2 separate regions of the Homo sapiens genome follow, and region 2 is linked to region 1. A link is an interaction called in ENCODE POLR2A ChIA-PET data of the cell type or tissue named here. Cell type or tissue: GM12878. All regions are shown on one strand. Each heading gives the region's core, and the rest is flanking DNA. Links, peaks and the distances in the headings are about the cores only.

Region 1 (9,192 bases), core at 785-8,784:
TAGAGATACAGACAGTGTGACACAGGAAAAAGCCCTCTATGTTGCAGATTAGTTTATTCAAAAATAATGAACAAGAGAACCTTTTTCTATGATATTTGCTAACCAGCTCATATTTCGAACAATAACTCTGCCCACATACTCTTAAATGACTAATTCCTTGCCTTAAGTTTAATCTATGCGATTTTACAATTCTTGTTTTTTGCTGATGCCAGGATATTAATGACAAAAGTGTTTCTCTATATTCCAAACATAAACCCATTAAGAACGACAGCTTGCTGTGTTTCTTAGTATTGATTGTATGCAATTTTTATTCTTTGTTTCTACGTTAGGACAAGTAAAATTCATTCAGGGACTTCTAAAAATAAATTGGTAGCCTTTCAATAATTCATCTGGTATTTGGGTTATGCTTTATTTCAAGCCATTGATTTGGTGGGTGCATTTTGGGAGCATTCAGATCAAATCACTGTGATACATTTTTTTTCAGGCAACTCCTCTGCCCTTCAGTAATAAAGTATACCCGTTGCTATTGTCTGAGGATATCAGAAGGGCCAGGTCTGTGATCTGCAATTTAAGCAGAATGGGAGATACTAAAATGTGGGAAGACAAAGGAAAACCTACTGAAGATGGGACATCAGGTGGCATTCAGGTAACGGACATAATAAAGGATGAGGCTATAATTAAGGCTCGTGGGCATAAAAAAAATAGGCAGAAACCTGCGTTTTAGGAAGTACAGGTTGAGGAAACAGTGGTCTCTAACTGCTAAGAGAGATCATTAATGAGGCCAGCAGTCAAAATCATGGATAATTCCAAAGGAAGTGGTAATAAGAATTCAGTAAGAAGTAGCTAAGACCACAGCAGACATAGTCCTTCCCAGGAGAAAAAAAAAAGAAAGAGAGAAGAAAAGGAAAGAAGTCTCCCCTGCCCCCCCACCCCTCAAAAGCACATAAATAGAATGAGAATAGAACAGACAATTGAGCAGTAAAGAAAAAGATTGTCATGAAGCTAATTGAACTAGTTTTCTCTTAATTACATTAAAAATATGAAATGTTTTTGGAAATTCTGGGTCAGAACTTAGGAAAAACAAATACAGTGTCAAGGAAACTTATAACAATATTAAGCTGCTGGAACCTTAAATCTTTTCAGAAAATACTAGCATTCAAGTGATCAGAATGATTTAGGCACTTTACTGTGGCTAGTGATTCCAAGGAGAGCTACTTAAAAAGGAAACATTGATAAAATAGGGTAGAAAGACTCCATTTGTCCAAAACATAAAACTTCAGTAATGCCACATAGCTTACCATAAGAAGATGACACATAATGCTACAACAAGGAACAAAATATTGACAGAATAAAAACTGACCTAATGACAGTTTCAGCATAAAGCCACAAACTGAGAACCCTTAAACAAATTAAAATTTATATTACTAAGTTTTGACTATTTAATGCATAAATGTAAGTCAATATACTGTAAGTGGGACAGTATAAACACAAAAAAAGGAATTTCCTAACATATAACAATTTGAACAAATTCCTAGATTTTCCTTGGACAAATATAGTAAATCAAATTATTTGGTAGTGGTGATGCTGGTGGCATATAAGTTAGTGCTAGTGTTTCACTAAACGGGAAAAAATCACTTTGGCTATTCGGTATCCGCTCTTCTAAATAACTGTAATATCTAGACTTGGATATAAAATTGGCATCCTTGGAAAAGAAAGAAAAATAGCAGTAATGGAAAATAGCAGACTTGCAGGATAGGAAACTTGATCCAATGTTAAAGGAAAAAAAAAAAAACAAAAAAAAAACACATTTATCTTGTGAAAAGAGCCAAGTCTGGTATGGAAGACAAGGATGTTTAATGACGCATATAATTTAATACAAAATAAAAATATAAGAAAAGCGAAAAAGGGAAGAAAAATCAACTCAGACAAAGACTATAATTAACCAAATACATATGGGGCCAAAACACTACCACCCTTTGTCTCAGGAGCCACAACGTGAATGAAGTTAAATAAAACTGTTTAAAAGTTGATTCTGAGTATCTCAGAGAAATTTTCAAGTGCTTGGCCTCAGATTGCCAGTTTCCCTGTTAAGCTGAGGACAGAAAATGGAGAAAGGCCTACTCAAGAGAAGTCAGTGGTCAGGCCACAAGAATAATGAGCCAGACGAGGTAGTCGACATTCTAGAAGTGTACACATTCACTGGGCTCTTTAAGGATGGACAGGGGAATCCTCTCCCATTTGGGTCTTTTATTTCTGAAGACAGAAAATAGGGACAAGATTGATCCTAAACAAAAACGTAAGGTAAACTCTATTTTTAAAAACCTTTCCCTTTGCATTCATTTACCTTTTTCCCACCTCCTGTGTGCATCTAATTCTTTGCCAATATATCAAGAACTCTGTGCCTAAAAACAACACAGTGTGGTGGAAACAAAATGAAATATGGAAATGTAAGTTTAGAAATCCGCAGTTTCAATCTTTCTCTTTTGCTTATGGCATGTGGAGGAGGTCTTGGTTAAGTAGTCTATTCTATATGAGTTTCTGTTCTTATAACCCTGAGGAGCTATTATAAACAATATGTCATATACATGTATATAAACATACTTTGTGAACTGTAAGTCACTAAATAAACTTCATATAACTGCTATGTAATTACTTGTCTGCTCTATAGTGGCTCATTTGATGCGATATTATGCCATTAACCTGAAACTCCAAAATTCACCTCTCTCCCCGCTCCCTTTATCCAAACCATCATCTTTTGAGTATCACAAGTCACAGATACCATATTTTAAAAGTTAATCAGACTAAAGGAATGCAGAGTAAGATTTTAATCTCCTCTAGGTATCCTAAAGCATTATATGATTTACAAACAGAAGGCTGACCTGATGTTTTATAATATCTCAGGTAGTTACATGAACTGCAGTATTTTTGGTGGGGGAGGCGGGGGTGGAGGCAGGGGGGTCGGTCCTTGAACATACTTCCGTAACAACTATTAGGCTGTTATTATACACAACTCGTTGATTTTAATTTCAGGGGATTCCGAGAAATCCGGGATACCTAGTCAGAGAGTTAGAGGTAGAAAGCTTTTAAAGGCTCATATTTCTAGCCCCAACATGTGCAACTAATATCAGAAGAGAAGCTTATTCTAATTACTTTTTTAGTAATTTAGATTATACTCTTGAAACCCACTGTGTTGAAAAGAAAATAAATAACCCAGCACTGTGTCTCAATATGAGATCTGGAAGTCACAATAATTGATCACACTGAAATGCTCATCAGTTAGTATCTACCTTTATGTCAACCCCTATATGGCATCCCCTTTGCTACTTTTCACTGCAATCAATTGTGTCTACTTGAAAGCCAAAGTATAGAAAGTCTGGAAGGTAAAAATTGCTCAAAAAGAGTTATTAAAAAAATTATATGTGTTTTATAAAATCATTGAGAAAGAAGAGGGTATCAAAAGAAGAGAGTAGAGGAGAGCATCTGAGTAAGATTCTTATTCAAGTGTTAGAAGATATGGGAAAAGAGTCAGGGAGGAGTCAGACATTAGAAGCACAAGGGAGCCAGGAAAGAGAACAAAAAGTAGATATAATTAATAGGGTGAAATGCTGACCAGAGGTCAAGACCACACAAAATGAGAAATGAAAGGACCTAAGCTGAATCTGGAATTATGAGGTTGTCTATATCACAAAGAGAATAACTCTACGACAGTGATGGGAACAAAAGCATATACATAAAACATGCTAAAGAATCGTAGAATAGTGAGAGAGAAAATTCTTAATGTAAAGTGGAATATAGTTCTTAAGGAAAGTGGGTGCTGGCCGGGCACGGTGGCTCACGCCTGTAATCCCAGCACTTTGGGAGGCCGAGGGGGGCGGATCACAAGGTCAGGAGTTCGAGACCAGCCTGGCTAACATGGTAAAACCCCGTCTCTACTAAAAATCCAAAAATTAGCTAGGCATGGTGGCGTGCACCTGTAATTGCAGCTACTCGTGAGGCTGAGGCAAGAGAATCGTTTGAACCCAGGGGGCGGAGGTTACAGTGAGCCAAGATCACGCCATTGCACTCCAGCCTGGGCAACAGGGTAAGACTCCATCTCAAAAAAAACAAAAAAAGAATAAGAAAAAAAAAGAAAGTGGGTGCTGAACTGGATCACAATAGATGAGAAGAAAAAAGTGTAAAATAAAAATAAGAGAATGAAGGCTGGGCGTGGTGGCTCACGCCTGTAATTCCAGCACTTTGGGAAACCGAGGCAGGTAGATCACTTGAAGTCAGGAGTTCGAGACCAGCCTGGCCAACATGTTGAAACTCCATCTCTACTAAAAATAGAAAAAAATTAGCCAGGCATGGTGGCACATGCCTGTAATCCTAGTTACTCGGGAGGCTGAGGCAGGAGAATCATTTGAACCTGGGGAGGCAGAGGCTGCAGTGAGCTGAGATTGCACCACTGAACTCCAGCCTGGGTGACAGAGTGAGACTCTGCCTCAAAAAAAAAAAAAAAAAAAAAAGAAAAAGAAAAAAGAAAAAAAAAGAGAATGATAACAGCAGCTAACATAATTGGGCATTTGCTATCCACTATACACTACACACATGCATGCTCTCCTAATCTCACCACAGCTCTGTGAGACAGGTTCTATATTCACGTATATTTTAACAAACAAAGGAAATGAAATTGAAAGATAGTAAGAAACTCATACAACGTTTCATAACTAGATGTGGTAAATTCAGAATTCAAACCCAGGTCTTCACAATCAGATTAGAAACACAAGGAAGGACAGTTGAAGGTTTCTGGAATACTAAGACAAAGTTTTTTTTAACCCAGATTCAAGTCTCAGTACTAAGAACATATTGCCAGGCAAGCCTCAATAAGCCAAGAGCTAAATGATTTTAGTTTTTCATATTTAAAATAAATAAAGCATCTGAGAGAAATTTACTTATTCATTCATCAATATTTATTGTATAATACCATATATTGTTTGAGGCATTAGGAATTCACAAGTGAGTACCTGACAGAATGATTCCTGCCACCATAGATACTTATGGCAGGCTAACTAGGTTAGTGGACAGAGCGTAATACAGTAAATGAGAAGCCGATGAGTACTAGGGAGAAAAATAATGCAGTGAAGAGGTGTAATGGTTAATATTGAGTGTCAACTTGTTTGGATTGAAGGATGCAAAGTATTGTTCCTGGGTATGTCTTGAGGGTGTTGCCAAAGGAGAAGATTAACATTTGAGTAGGTGGACTAGGAGAGGCAGACCCACCTTCAATCTGGGTGGGCACAATCTGATCAGCTGCTAGCATGGCTAGGATAAAAGTAGGCAGAGGAACATGGAAGGACTAGACTGACTTAAGTCTCCTGGCCTCCATCTTTCTCCCATGCTGGATGCTTCCTGCCCTCGAACATCAGACTCCAAGTTCTTCAGCTTTTGGACTCTTGGACTGCACCAGAGGTTTGCCAGGGGCTCTCAGGCTTCGGTCACAGACTAAAGGCTGCAGTGCCAGCTTCCCTACTTTCGAGGCTTTGGGACTCCTACTGGCTTCCTTGCTCTTCAGCTTGCAGATAGCCTATTGTGGGACCTCACCTTGTGATCCTGTGAGTCAAAACTGCTTAATAAACTCCCTTTCATATATACATCTATCCTATCACTCCTGTGCCTCTAGAGAACCCTGACTAATACAAGAGGAAAAGAAGTATTTTGAGCAACTGATTATGCAATTTCAAAGAAGGTGCATTGAGAAGACTTCCACAAAGGACCTGTGAAAAAAGACCAGAAAGAAATGAGAGAACAAGCCATTTGAATAACTGGACAAGGCAAGGTACAAGTGAGAAATTCTCAAGAATGTGACTGGCATGTTTAGGAAACAGTATAGAAGCCATATGATTAAAGTTGCCTTAGCCAGGGGGAATGGTAGAAGATGAGGTAAGAAATACCAAGGCAGGGACAAATTATGTAGAGCCTTGTAGACTACTACAAGAATTCTGGACTTTCCTCTGAGGTGGGAAGTCATTGTAGGGTTATAGGTAAAACAGAACATTATGTGACTGAAGTCGTTGGCTGTTGTGTTAAGAATAGACTGTGTTAAATATAACTTGAGATGCTATATCAAATTCTTTCACAAATTTTACATGCACGTGATATAAAACACAAGCAAAATTTTGTACCTTTTGCCATCAATTAAAAAGAAGAGAGATCAATATAAGTCACAGTTGAAATTTCAAACTTTTTGAGAAACTCACAAGTTATTAGCAGCTCAAGGAAATAGCATATTATTCTGATCATGCTGGGTTTTTATTAGTTCTAATAAATTAAAGAATTGCAGAGTTATTTAATATAGCTGACATTCTACTAATTTCAAGGGAAAAAGAGTAACAAAAGCTCATAAGAGAATTCATTCAGAGCTCAATTCCACTTATCCTCCCACTCTACAGAGAACACAATTGGCAGCATGTGAGTGATTTTTTCCCTGTAATGGCAGGATTTGATATTACTATTTTGATGGAGATTTGAACTAAATAAGCTCAATCCCTTGATTAAATGAGAGTTATTTTATAAAGGAATATGCCTGCACACTTCTGGCATTTTAACTTTATCTTAGTTCATAATACAGGAACTATATATTTATTATCATGATGTATTAGAGATTATTCCATTTTCTTCCATATGAGAGCAAGGTCTGGAGGCAAAAAGTTTTTTTTCTTTCACTGCACAGACACACGTTGTCATGGCCACTAGCTTCTTTCTAAATGTCCCTGATGAATTATATACCCTACAAATGCCAAATATCCCTCTCACCCCAACTCATGGTTAGTTTTTGAAACAAACTGCAATAGTGTTATATATAAAATCACCTTGTACAATTCCCTAGGTAAGGGATTGCAATTGTCCTTTGAGAGGTGATAACCAGCAGCAAAAACAAACAAAACCTTGCTGATGATGTGCCCCTCTCCAGGGAGAAGACTGAGAAAAACAGTAAGGTTTGCATATTTCACCTTGCCCTTCACTGCCTCTTGTGTTACATTTCTAATTCACTCCCTCAGTGATTTCATCCACTCCTATAGCTTTGTATGTGACCTGTATGCTATTGGCTTCCAAATTTATAACTCCATCCCTGAACTCCCAGCTTATACCCCCAAATGCATGCTTCATATGTCCACTAAGAGGTCAACAGACCCTTAGTTATCTTCCCTTCCATAATCTGCTTCTCTTGCAGACTTTCCCTCATCTCTATAAATGGGAACTCTTATCTAATTTTACAGCCTAAGAACCTGGAGTTATTCATGATTCCTCCTATGCCCCAAATCCAATCTGTCAGAAACTCTAATTCACTATTTTCAAAATCATCCAGAATCTACTTCTCACCAATGACACTGCTGCTAAGCCTGTCAAACTACCACTAATTCACACATTAATAATGAGATCATTGAAATAGCTTGTTAACCAGTCACTGGCTTTAATTATATTCCTCACCTCACCCTACTATCTGTTTCTCCATATAGCTGCCAGCATAACACTTCTATGGCATCAGTCTGATCATTTCACCCCTTTGTTAATAACTCACTAACGGCTTTCTTAAAATAAAATCCATAATTCTCACACTATGGCTGCAAGGCCATGCATGATCAAGGCCCTGGTGGCCTCTTTACACCGTCTCCCACCTTCACTCTGCCACAGCCACTGGCCTCACATAGCCAAACTCACTTATCCCTCAAGGCCTTGCTGTTTGTGGTCTCTTCTGTCTATAACATGCTTCCTTGAGATATCCACACCTCTAACTAAAGTCACTCCGGCTTCTGCTCAACTCTTACCTCTTCAGAAAGTCCTTCCTAACCACACAAATTGCACACACAAACACACTCATCCTACCACTTCCTGCAGAGCATTCACTACTATCTGATATTACATTATTATTTATGCATATATTGCTACCATCCCCAATAAAAATATATGACAAATAGGGACTAAGAGAAGGATCATCACATTTAACTCAGAGTCTGCAGCAATACCTAGCACACAGTAGGTGTTCAATAAATATTTGTCAAAAAATGAATAAATTATTGCTGAATCAAGGAGACAAAGTATTTGAAGAAAATTTATCAGACAATGGTACAGTCTACCAATACAAACTCAAAGTCTAAGTTTCTCCAACAAAATCCAAGTCCCTGAAACATCCAAAGACTGAAACATACACTACTGGAATAGTTGCTACCAGGAGGCATTCCCCAGGCTGAAGTGCAGTGGCACGATCTTGGCTCACTGCACCCTCTGCCTCCCCAGTTCATGCGATTCTCATGCCTCAGCCACCCGAATCATCTAATGAGAGTGCAAATAAAAATGTACAAAGTTCTTAAGTATACCCAACCTATCAGCAGTAAAAGCAATGTTAAGTTTCACCATTAAAAAGCCTCTAATTTTCCATGAATGTCACTATATTTGGTTAAATCAATGAATCAGTTACACATTATTTTGACTGTTAAACATGTAAAGAAAAACTGTGTATGGTTGATATGGTTTGGATTTGAGCCCCCATCCAAATCTCAAGTCAAATTGCAATCCCCAGTGTTAGAGGTGAGGCCTGGTGGGAGATGACTGGATCATGGGGGTGGATTTCCCCCTTTGGTGCTGTTCTTGTGATAAGAGTTCTCAGGAGATCTGGCTGTTTAAAAGTGTGTTGCACCCCCCTCCCACCTTACTCCTTCTCTGGCCATGTAAGACGTGCCTGTTTCCCCTACACCTTCCACCATGATCATAAGTCTCCTGAGGCTTTCCCAGAGGCTGATGTTGCCATGCTTCCTGTAAGGCTCGCAGAACTGTCAGCCAATTAAACTTGTTTTCTTCATAAATTACCCAGTGTCAGGTGTTTCTTTATAGTCCTAGCACTTTGGGAGGCCAAGGCAGGCAGATCCCTTGAGGTCAGGAGTTCAAGACAAGCCTGGCCAACATGGTGAAACCCCATCTCTACTAAAAATTCAATAAATTTAGCCAAGCATGGTGGCGCACACCTGTAATCCTAGCTACTCGGGTGGCTGAGGCATGAGAATCGCATGAACTGGGGAGGCACATGGTGCAGTGAGCCAAGATTGTGCCACTGTACTTCAGCCTGGGCAATGAAGTGAAACTGTCTCCAAAAAATAAAAGTAAAAATAAAGTGACAAGAAAAACAATGACTGAATGCTTATCTTAAAAGATGCATAC
Region 2 (9,192 bases), core at 838-8,837, 390 kb after region 1:
CCAACACCTGTGGGGTGCCCTGGACCCCATGGCTACCCATTAAGGTACTCCAATCCTCTCCCCATGTCCAAAGTGTAAGTCACCCAGATTCCCTTAGGAATCCCAGTACTCGAATCTGTGGGACCATCCTAGGGCCCTGCGGCCAGTTGCCAGTTGCCAGTTCCCAGAGGACAGCCTGGTGAGCAAGTGATTCTTGCTGGAGGCTCAGTATTTCTTTTGCTGGATTGCATGAGATGAACCATCAGAATGTTGCTAACGAGCTGATTTGGGGTGACTCAAATTGTTTATGTAGACAGTAGCTCTTTAAAAATATATTAACGGTCTGAGTGTGATGGCTCATGCCTGTAATCCCAGTACATTGGGAGGCTGAGGCAGGCAGATCACTTGAGGTCAGGAGTTTGAAACCAGCCTGGCCGACATGGTGAAACCTCGTCTCTACTAAAAAATACCAAAATTAGCCAGGCATGGTGTCGTGCACCTGTAATCCCAGCTACTCAGGAGGCTGAGGCACAAAAATTGCTTGAACCTGGAAGGGTGGAGGTTTCAGTGAGCCGAGATCATATCACTGCACTTCAGCCTGGGCAAGAGAGCAAAACTCTGTCTCTAAAAATAATAATAATAAATAAAAATATATTTACCTTCCTCCTTCCATCCCAAGGTAAGGGTGGCCCCGTAGTTAGTTATAGTAAGCAATAAAGATTACAATCTAGCCAGATTAAAGTAAGACGAGAAAGTTTCCCTTTCTTCAAAGTTGATGACATATATATCACTTATATAAGAGCCAGGAAATAAATTAGTTTTTTGTTAGTGGAAAGTCTGTGAAAATGAGGTGCTTCATAAGAAAAAGAAGGCCGGTGTGGTGGCTCATGCCTATAATCCCAGCACTTTGGGAGGCTGAAACAGGAGGATTGCTTGAGTCCAGGAGTTTGAGACCAGCCTGGGCAACATAGTGAGACCTTGTCTGTACAAAAAATGAGCAAAATTAGCTGAGTGTGGTAGTGTGCACCTGTAGTCCCAGCTACTAGGGAGGCTGAGGCAGGAGGATCACTTAAGCCTGGGAGATCAAGGCTGCAGTGAGCCGAGACTGCCACTGCACTCCAGCCTGGGCAACAGAGTGAGACCCTTTCTCAAAAACAAAAACAAAAGCAGCAGCAGCATGAGGAGGAGGAGGAAGAAGAATAAAAAGGAGGAGGAGGAAGAGGAGGAAAGGAAGGAAGGAAGGAGGAGGAGGAAGAGGAGGAAAGGAAGGAAGGAAGGAGGAGGAAGAAGAAGATAGAAAGAAAGAAAAGATAAACCAGGACATATTGACAGGTACTTCCTTATGAAAACATTTATCATAGCAGAGAAGGCCAAATATCTTTTCTAGAAGACTTCCTTGCTTAAACTCTGTTTTGGACCTATTGGACCCCTCTTGGACACTGCCTCATGCCATTTTAATCTTGCTTCCTGTTGTAGTTGCAGCTACTGTAAACAAGCTTGCAGGAGCTTTGGCCGATTTTATGCTGAAAGCACTGCTTCTCTCATAACCTGCCCTGTGCTCTTCATGCTGTGGAATGGGACCCCTGTGACTCTGGAAGCGGGTGCCAAAGGGCAGTGCTAAACCCCCAGAGGAGATCCAAGGGGCATCCTAGAGCCAATGGATAAATGCTTTTCCCCATGATCCTTTGGGTGGACTGTCTATTTGGCCACCCAAGGTACCAGCATGGTAGAGCTCCAGTAAACTCACAGAGGTGACCAACTCAAGAATATATCCTTGATTTGGCTTCTCTTCCTTCCTCGTTTCATAATCCCTAATCCTTCACTCCTGTTCCCGGGGATTCCTTCCCAAAATAAACTACCTGTACAAAAGCCTGAATCTCAGGCTTTGTTTTCCCAGGGGGAAGTCAGGCTAAGACAGCAGACTCATACCACAGGTCACAGCAATCATTCCCCTGATTTCAAATGTCCTCTCCATGAATTATCTGTCACTTAAGCATGTCTCAGTGCATCACAAAGAGCCCTCCATATGTACATGTATTTATAAAGTTTATCACACTGCAATAAAGACACACATGATTATCCCATCACTTCCTGCTAAAGACTAAAAAGCAGGGCCCGTATCTCATGTTCCCTTGGTTCTCCTTTTTAGCATCCAGGATGTTGCTCCAAATTCAATGGATAATTCATGGTGTTGTGCCACTGGTAACCTGCAGACAGTGGCTGTATAAATATCTCTATTAACTGTAGATCTCACTCAATACAATCACATAAGTGAGGGCAAGAAAAATATTTTCCTCTAACATGAATATTATGAACAACAAGGTACTATAATAAGATATATAACTGGCTTTATAAAGATACAGACATTCATTTGTCTTCTCCTTACCTACCAAATGTCATTGAAATTGGCATAAAATCACTAACTGCTGTGTTTGTGTAGAATAAAATGATTGTCAGAAGATTCAGAAATTGTCATCATTCCTAAGGTTTGGTTTTTTAGGGAAAACTTTCACAGTTATGCAGAGTATAATTTAGATAACTGAAGCCAGGCTGCCAAAATATTCAAGTTTCTTTAAGACTTAAGAACATCCAGGATCCACAGAAAAAAACGAGATGTATTTGTTTAAAATGAACAGGCAAATCAAAAGTTATACACAGGCATACATATATACTCTCATATGATCAACTAGGCCTGCAACATTTGCAGGTAGCAATTTTCCACAGTCCCAAAGGAAAAGTGGGATGATTAAGTGTTTCTCTTGGACAGGCTTCATTGCTCTTAAAAAGGATAACATCTGGTAGTGATACATTATTGAAATACATTCTGGACAGTTCTTCTTTTGGTCAAACAGCTGGAATCCTTTTTTTTTTTTAAATAAAATTTTGATCTGCCTAATCTTCAACTTCCTCCAGTTTGGAAAAAAGAAAGCATGAACGGCAAAGAAATGTGCCCTGTTTATAATTACCTATTCTGTTCCAGGCATACAATGTAATGTTCTACACGTGTTATTCATTCCTGGCACAGTCACGGAGAAACGCACAACTGATAAGTTGTATATGAAAAGATGTAACCAGCACATTTACATGCATTTTATTGCTATATATCTGCTATATTTTTGTTGTTAGTATGCTACATCAGTGAAGTTCTAGTTCAGAAAACAGAAGGAGAATAGATATTTCAAGCAGAGGGACTTCATGCAGAGAATTATTTACTCAGGTGTTTGAAGGTTGAAAGAACAGAAAGGGAATGCTGAGGTAGCCCTGTATTAGTCAGGGGTTCTCCAGGGAAACAAACAATAGGAGATCTCTCTCTCTCTCTTTCTCTCTTTCTCTCTCTCTCTCTCTCCCTCCCTCCCTCCATCCTTCTCCGTCCCTCCATCCCTCTCCCTCCCTCCTTAATTCTCCCTCCCTGCCTCTCCCTCTCTGCCTCTCCTTCTCTCACTCTTCCCCTCCCTCTCTCACTCTTCCCCTCCCTCTCTCCATCTCTCTAGCCTATATAGATAGATAGATATGGATAGGTACATATAAAGAGATTTATTTTGAGGGATTGGCTCCTGTAATTGTTGGGCCTGAGAAGTTTCATGATCTGCCATCTGCAAGCTGGAGGTCCAGGAAATCTTTTGGTGTGGTCACAGTCCAAATACAAAGCCTGAGAAATAGGAACACTGATGTCCAAGGGCAGGGAAAGAGAGTTATCTCCGCTCAAGAAGAGAAAAAAAATGTGCCCTTCTTCAGCCTTTTTCTCCTATTCAGGCCCTTAATGGATCGAATGATGCTCACTCACATTGGTGAGGACATTCTTCCTTACTCAGCCGTGAAATCCCTTTCAGAAGCACCCTCATAGACACATCCAGAAGTAATGTTTTCCCAGCTATCTGGACATCCCTTAGCTCAGTCAGGTTGACACATAAAATTAACCGTCACAAACCCTGATGTCAGTAACTGCTGAGAGCAGATACTACCCCTAGGCCTAGGGATACAAAAGAGAAGAGAAGAGAAGAGAAGAGAAGAGGAGCTTGGAGGAGGCCTCCACCCCACCCCACTGCTGATGTTTGTCCCTGGGTTGGGGGCATGTGTGCTGCCGGGAGTGCCAAAAGAACTTGGAGGCTGTAGCAGTGGCTGTCCAGAAACTGGAGAACATGACAGAAATATCTTCTCCCTTCTTTCTGCCTTCCAATCTCCTGTCTGTGCCTTCTGTTAGCCTAAGAGAAGGTAGAAGTCAAGGAAGCCTTGGAAATGTTTTGTAAAATCGCGGGCCCAGCATCACACAGCAGATCATAGAAAAGTGGCTTTAGTGCTGAAAGACAATATGCAAATCATCAATCCACAGCTCTGCAATAATTATTAGTTAATATAGTACCTTTTTGTCTAAATTTTTGTACAAGCAGGCACGTTTTACTTTTCCTTAAGACTCCTTGAAACCATTTATAGTTGTTTTATACCTTGGGACTTTGTGATCACAAGGGGTACAGAGTAAGATTGGATCCTATCATTTTTAATACCCCTAAAATACTATTGCAAGATGAAAATATTATATTGATGTTTTATTAATTCATATACTCACACATTTTAAATTATGTTCTTATGCATTTTTTATTTTGGCATTTGATATTATTATTCAACTGACAGATAAACAATTTTGGAAAGCTAGATGAATTTTCTACTGGCTTCAAATCTAAAGCCCTGCAAAACTTCAGGGTAAGTTCAGCTTTCCAAATTCAATGCCAGATAATGTGGTTTGAGATCTACTTTCATTAAACATTGTCGCAGCCAATTTTCCACAGAATCACAGTGGGCTTGCATCCTTAATTGGCTTTAAATTAGAAACATGTAACCACTCTTCCCAACCTTTTCAATTTGTCACCTAATGGCCTTTCCCGAAGATTCCCAGAATATTAATTTCTTTATATATTATATCTTTATACATAAAGAGGTATTATTTATTGACTGTTACTAAGTCATGCACAAAGTTAGAAGTAAAAATCCTTTATTCATAGTGAGAGAAGATGGTGAGTAGGAAAGATTAAAAACTCAAGAATACTTGAGATCAAACTCAGTTATGACAACATTGATTGTCTATGGTATACTTATGTGCTGTATACTATTTTTATAGCAGAATTTCTCAATCTTGACACTGTTGACATTTTAGGCCAGATAATTATTTGTTGTGGGGAGCTGTCTTGTGCATTGTATGATATTTAGTAGCATCCTGACATCTAACCACCCGATTCCAGTAGACTCCTTAGATCTTGTGACAACAAAAATGTCTTGAGGTAGTGCTAACACTCCCAGGGGCACAAAAATGACTCCTCTCCCTAGTTGAAAATGTAAGTTTCTTCAACTAATTATAATTCCTTCCCATGATGGGCCGGGCGTGGTGGGTCACACCTGTATCCCAGCACTTTGGGAGGCCGAGGCGCATGGATCATGAGGTCAGGAGATCGAGATCACCTGGCTAACACGGTGAAACCCCGTCTCTAGTAAAAACACAAAAAATTAGCTGGGCGTGGTGGCGGGCGCCTGTAGTCCCAGCCACTTCGGAGGCTGAGGCAGGAGAATGGGGTGAACCCGGGAGGTAGAGCTTGCAGTAAGCTGAGATTGCGCCACTGCACTCCAGCCTGGGGGAAAGTGCAAGATTCCGTCTCAAAAATAATAATAATAATAATAATAATAATAATAATAATAATTCCTTCCCATGATGACGTAAGCATAAGATGAGATGCCTCTGTGTGTGTGTGTGTGTGTGTGTGTGTGTGTGTGTGTAGTCCTAGCATATGCCCAACTCAGCAGATTAGTGCATAATTGGTGTAAATAAGTGGCATAACCCCTTGGAGTAAGTTAATGTTTTTTTGGCTATGGAAACTTGCCTCTCAAAATGTGGTCTGATTAACATCAATTGGGATCTTTAATTCTGCATTTAAAATTTGGGTATTCTGTTCATCATGGATTTTTGGTATTCATTTTGATTTTTCAAAATATTGCATGAAAATATTATTATCTTCATTGCTGAATTTTTTGTCAACCCTTAAATTTTGTGCCTAGTCTTGGCCCTGATAAAAGCAGAAGGTCAGGCCCCAGGTCAGTCTTACTAAATCAGAATTTGCATTTTAGCAAGATCCTCAGGTGATTGAGATGCATAATAAAATTCAAGAAGCACTGCTGAAGTGCTGTTGGGATGGGGTGCAGGGGGGCGGGCAGGATTGGAGAGGACAGTGTGGGGCACATTTCAGATATCTGTTCCTCAGGTCTTCCTCATGAGCCTTGTGGAACAGTGGCTATGGAACAAGCGGAAGCTACCAGGACAAGCTGCTTTCATGAGGGATCAGGTGAGACATCTTTCTTTTCGATGCCTCGTTGATAAAATGTGGCACAAAGTGGGAAAGAAGCACAATCCCCCCCTATTCTGTGACAAACATGGTGAAACTTGCATGAGAAGTCATCAGGGAATGCGACCATCCTCTAAAATGACCAGTTTTCTGCTTTGGAAGCCCTGGGAGACCATGCCTTCGGGAGGAGGATGCTGGCACCCTCAAGTGGATCCGTGGGCCATGGTGGGAATGAGGAATAGGAAAGGAGGGCACGTGTGAGACACGTAGAGAAGACAAGACGGGAGAAGTCCCAGCTGCTGTTCCCCATTCAACGCCCCCTTTCAGTAGGAAGTAGCCAGACAGAGTCGTCGCCCAGAACCCCCTAACAGCAGTTAGAGTGATGTCTCCACAGGGGGAAATGAGGTAGGAGTTATTAAGAAATTATTTTAGGCCGGGTGCGGTGGCTCACGCCTGTAATCCCAGCACTTTGGGAGGCCGAGGCGGGCAGATCACGAGGTCAGGAGATCGAGACCATCCTGGCTAACACGGTGAAACCCCGTCTCTACTAAAAATACAAAAAATTAGCCTGGCGTGGTGCGGGAGCCTGTTGTCCCAGCTACTCGGGAGGCTGAGACAGGAGAATGGCATGAACCAGGGAGGCGGAGCTTGCAGTGAGCCAAGATCAAGCCACTGCACTTCAGTCTGGGCAACAGAGCGAGACTCCGTCTCAAAAAAAAAAAAAAAAGTAATTAGGCACATAGAGAGGAAAAAGGGGTCCTTGGAAAATTTTCTAATTTTCTATAGCTCTTGTCTAGCATGAAAGCCCTGGCTGTTTGACCCGGGCCAGCCAGCAATCTTTGATATGCAAATGCCAGCCGTTGGAAACTGCGTCCACCCAACATGGCAATTCCCACCGTTTTCCTCTTGCCCTTGCCCGCACATGTGCCTGGCAGCATGGCCACCCCCACATATCCCCACTTATGTGGAACATCCTGCCGCTCTGCATTTGCATATTAAAAGGCTAGGGTGGGAGGGCCAGTTTTTTCGCGGTCTACGTGAATGACATGCCTGGTCAAAGCAATTCCCTGAGCCCTGTGCAAATCAGACACGGCCTCCTCTAGCCATCAAATATAGCTGGCTGGTATTACCTAAGTGTGGGGTTCCATCTCTCGGCTTTGGAACCCCCCTCCCTCTGTCTCTGTACAGGGGAACTTCTTTTTTTTCTTCCCTCTTTCTTGCCTATTAAACGCTCCTTAAAACCGAAAACAAAACAAAACAAAACAAAAAAACTAAACAAAAACAAAAACAAAACAAAAAGAAAAGAAATACAGTCCCTAGGTGGGGTTTTCAGGGGCCAAAGGCCTGCAATATTTGGGCGAGGGCGGAAGCCAGTGAAGTTATCCGTAAATCAGGTAACTCCACTAGAAGCTATAAACTAGAGAGAGGGAGGACAACTTAGGTGACATAGATTTATTTATTTATTTTTATTTGAAATGTTGAGGGTCTCCTCTGCCTCCAGCAATGGCTGGGTAAACAGGGGTGACATGCATGTGGTTAGTCTTCAACAAATACTAATTACATAACTGCATGGATCCTGAGATTGAACATTTGACTTGGGCCACATTAACACTCTTCTCAAATGAATAAATTATAGACCCAGAAATAGTTATTGCATATTATGCCAACACTAGTTGGTTCTTAAATCTGTGGCATCCCCTAGAACTCAGTTATGTTGAAGAACAGGCACATTTTTAGGCATACAGAAATTGCATTAGTAATTGATATATCTCACGTGTGTTCGTACTGTCCTGTTAAAGGGTATGTAGAGTGGCTGTTGTGCTTAATAAGATATAAATTTGCTTAAAATTTTATTACATTTATGTCATTTGGTATATTCCTCTTTAAGATATACCATATGTATAATTAATTCCACACAGGAGTCTCTGTGTGTATGTGTGTGTACCCACATTATGTTAAAAGTATGTTAAATGTGTGTATACTGTATATATGTATTTTTAAAAGGGTTCCTATGCTTAAAAAGTCAAAAACCCTAAATAGTAGATTATACTTTTATACTTCTATTTCACTGATGAGGACACTCTCAGAAATTAAAGTTTTGCTCAGATGATTAAAAAATATGCAGCATTAAAAGTCGGTATTAGAATTTTGTGCTTCAGACTCTCATGTCCTCGGGCTCAATTCTCTCTGCCACTTTAACTCAGCAGACAAAAAGTAAACTATAAGAAAGCAAACTATTTTAACTATGAAAGGTGACCTAAAGAAAAATCATTTCAAGACCAAGTTGGTTGCAGCAAAATTCATTAGCCTCCTCCAGGATGAAAGCTGGTGTCTGGGTGACATTCCAAGGTTACTAATGCTTGTCAGTCCAACAACTTGCAGACTGTACATGATGGGGAATCTTTGGGGTTTGGCATCAAAGGAGAAAGGATGTAAAAATGGCCCTGATGGATGTTCTGAGGTTGTTTGATCTAAATCCAGAGAAAATAGCAGCTATCACAGCTGATGGAGTACCCGCTATGACTGGGAAGATGAATAGGACAGAGGAAAAAAAATTAAAGTCAGAAAAGCTTGTGCCAGACATTTTATCATATCTTTTTATTTTATTTTTTACAAACTAAGTTGACAACTTGGAAATCCCTTTGTGCAGTTTATAAAATAATGAATTCTAAATGAGGGCCTAGATTCACCAACAGACCAAGCAATTATGTAAACAATTTCTGTTCCCCAATATGGCTCCCTGTCATTGCATTTTCAAGTCAAATCACTTGCACGAGGTGGAACCGTAATATATATGACACATATCTTTGAAGCATTAGCGATCAGACATGGTGAGATGCCAGTTCCCCGATGTTCCAATGACAAGAAAGGTATCCTGTGTTATGTT

What was found. ChIA-PET counts read pairs that join two places held together with the same protein. Peaks named below come from ENCODE experiments on the same cell type or tissue, not always from the same donor. Only the 100,000 strongest peaks of a DNase experiment are listed, where the experiment ranks them.
Region 2: POLR2A ChIA-PET joins it to region 1 with 5 read pairs; 2 of 35 experiments call an interaction of 5 or more read pairs at or near these places.

What each region holds. Positions count from the first base shown.
Region 1 is chr13:59,893,652-59,902,843 of GRCh38, forward strand. The region is part of intron 20 of DIAPH3 (diaphanous related formin 3); the gene reads right to left. Among named protein-coding and RNA genes, the nearest start is that of DIAPH3-AS1, 110 kb to the right of the region's middle. In GM12878, for the core only: no CTCF peak of the experiment used is centred there; a DNase peak (open chromatin) is centred at 4,732.
Region 2 is chr13:60,279,652-60,288,843 of GRCh38, forward strand. No RefSeq gene overlaps it. Among named protein-coding and RNA genes, the nearest start is that of LINC00434, 16 kb to the left of the region's middle. In GM12878, for the core only: no CTCF peak of the experiment used is centred there; no DNase peak of the experiment used is centred there.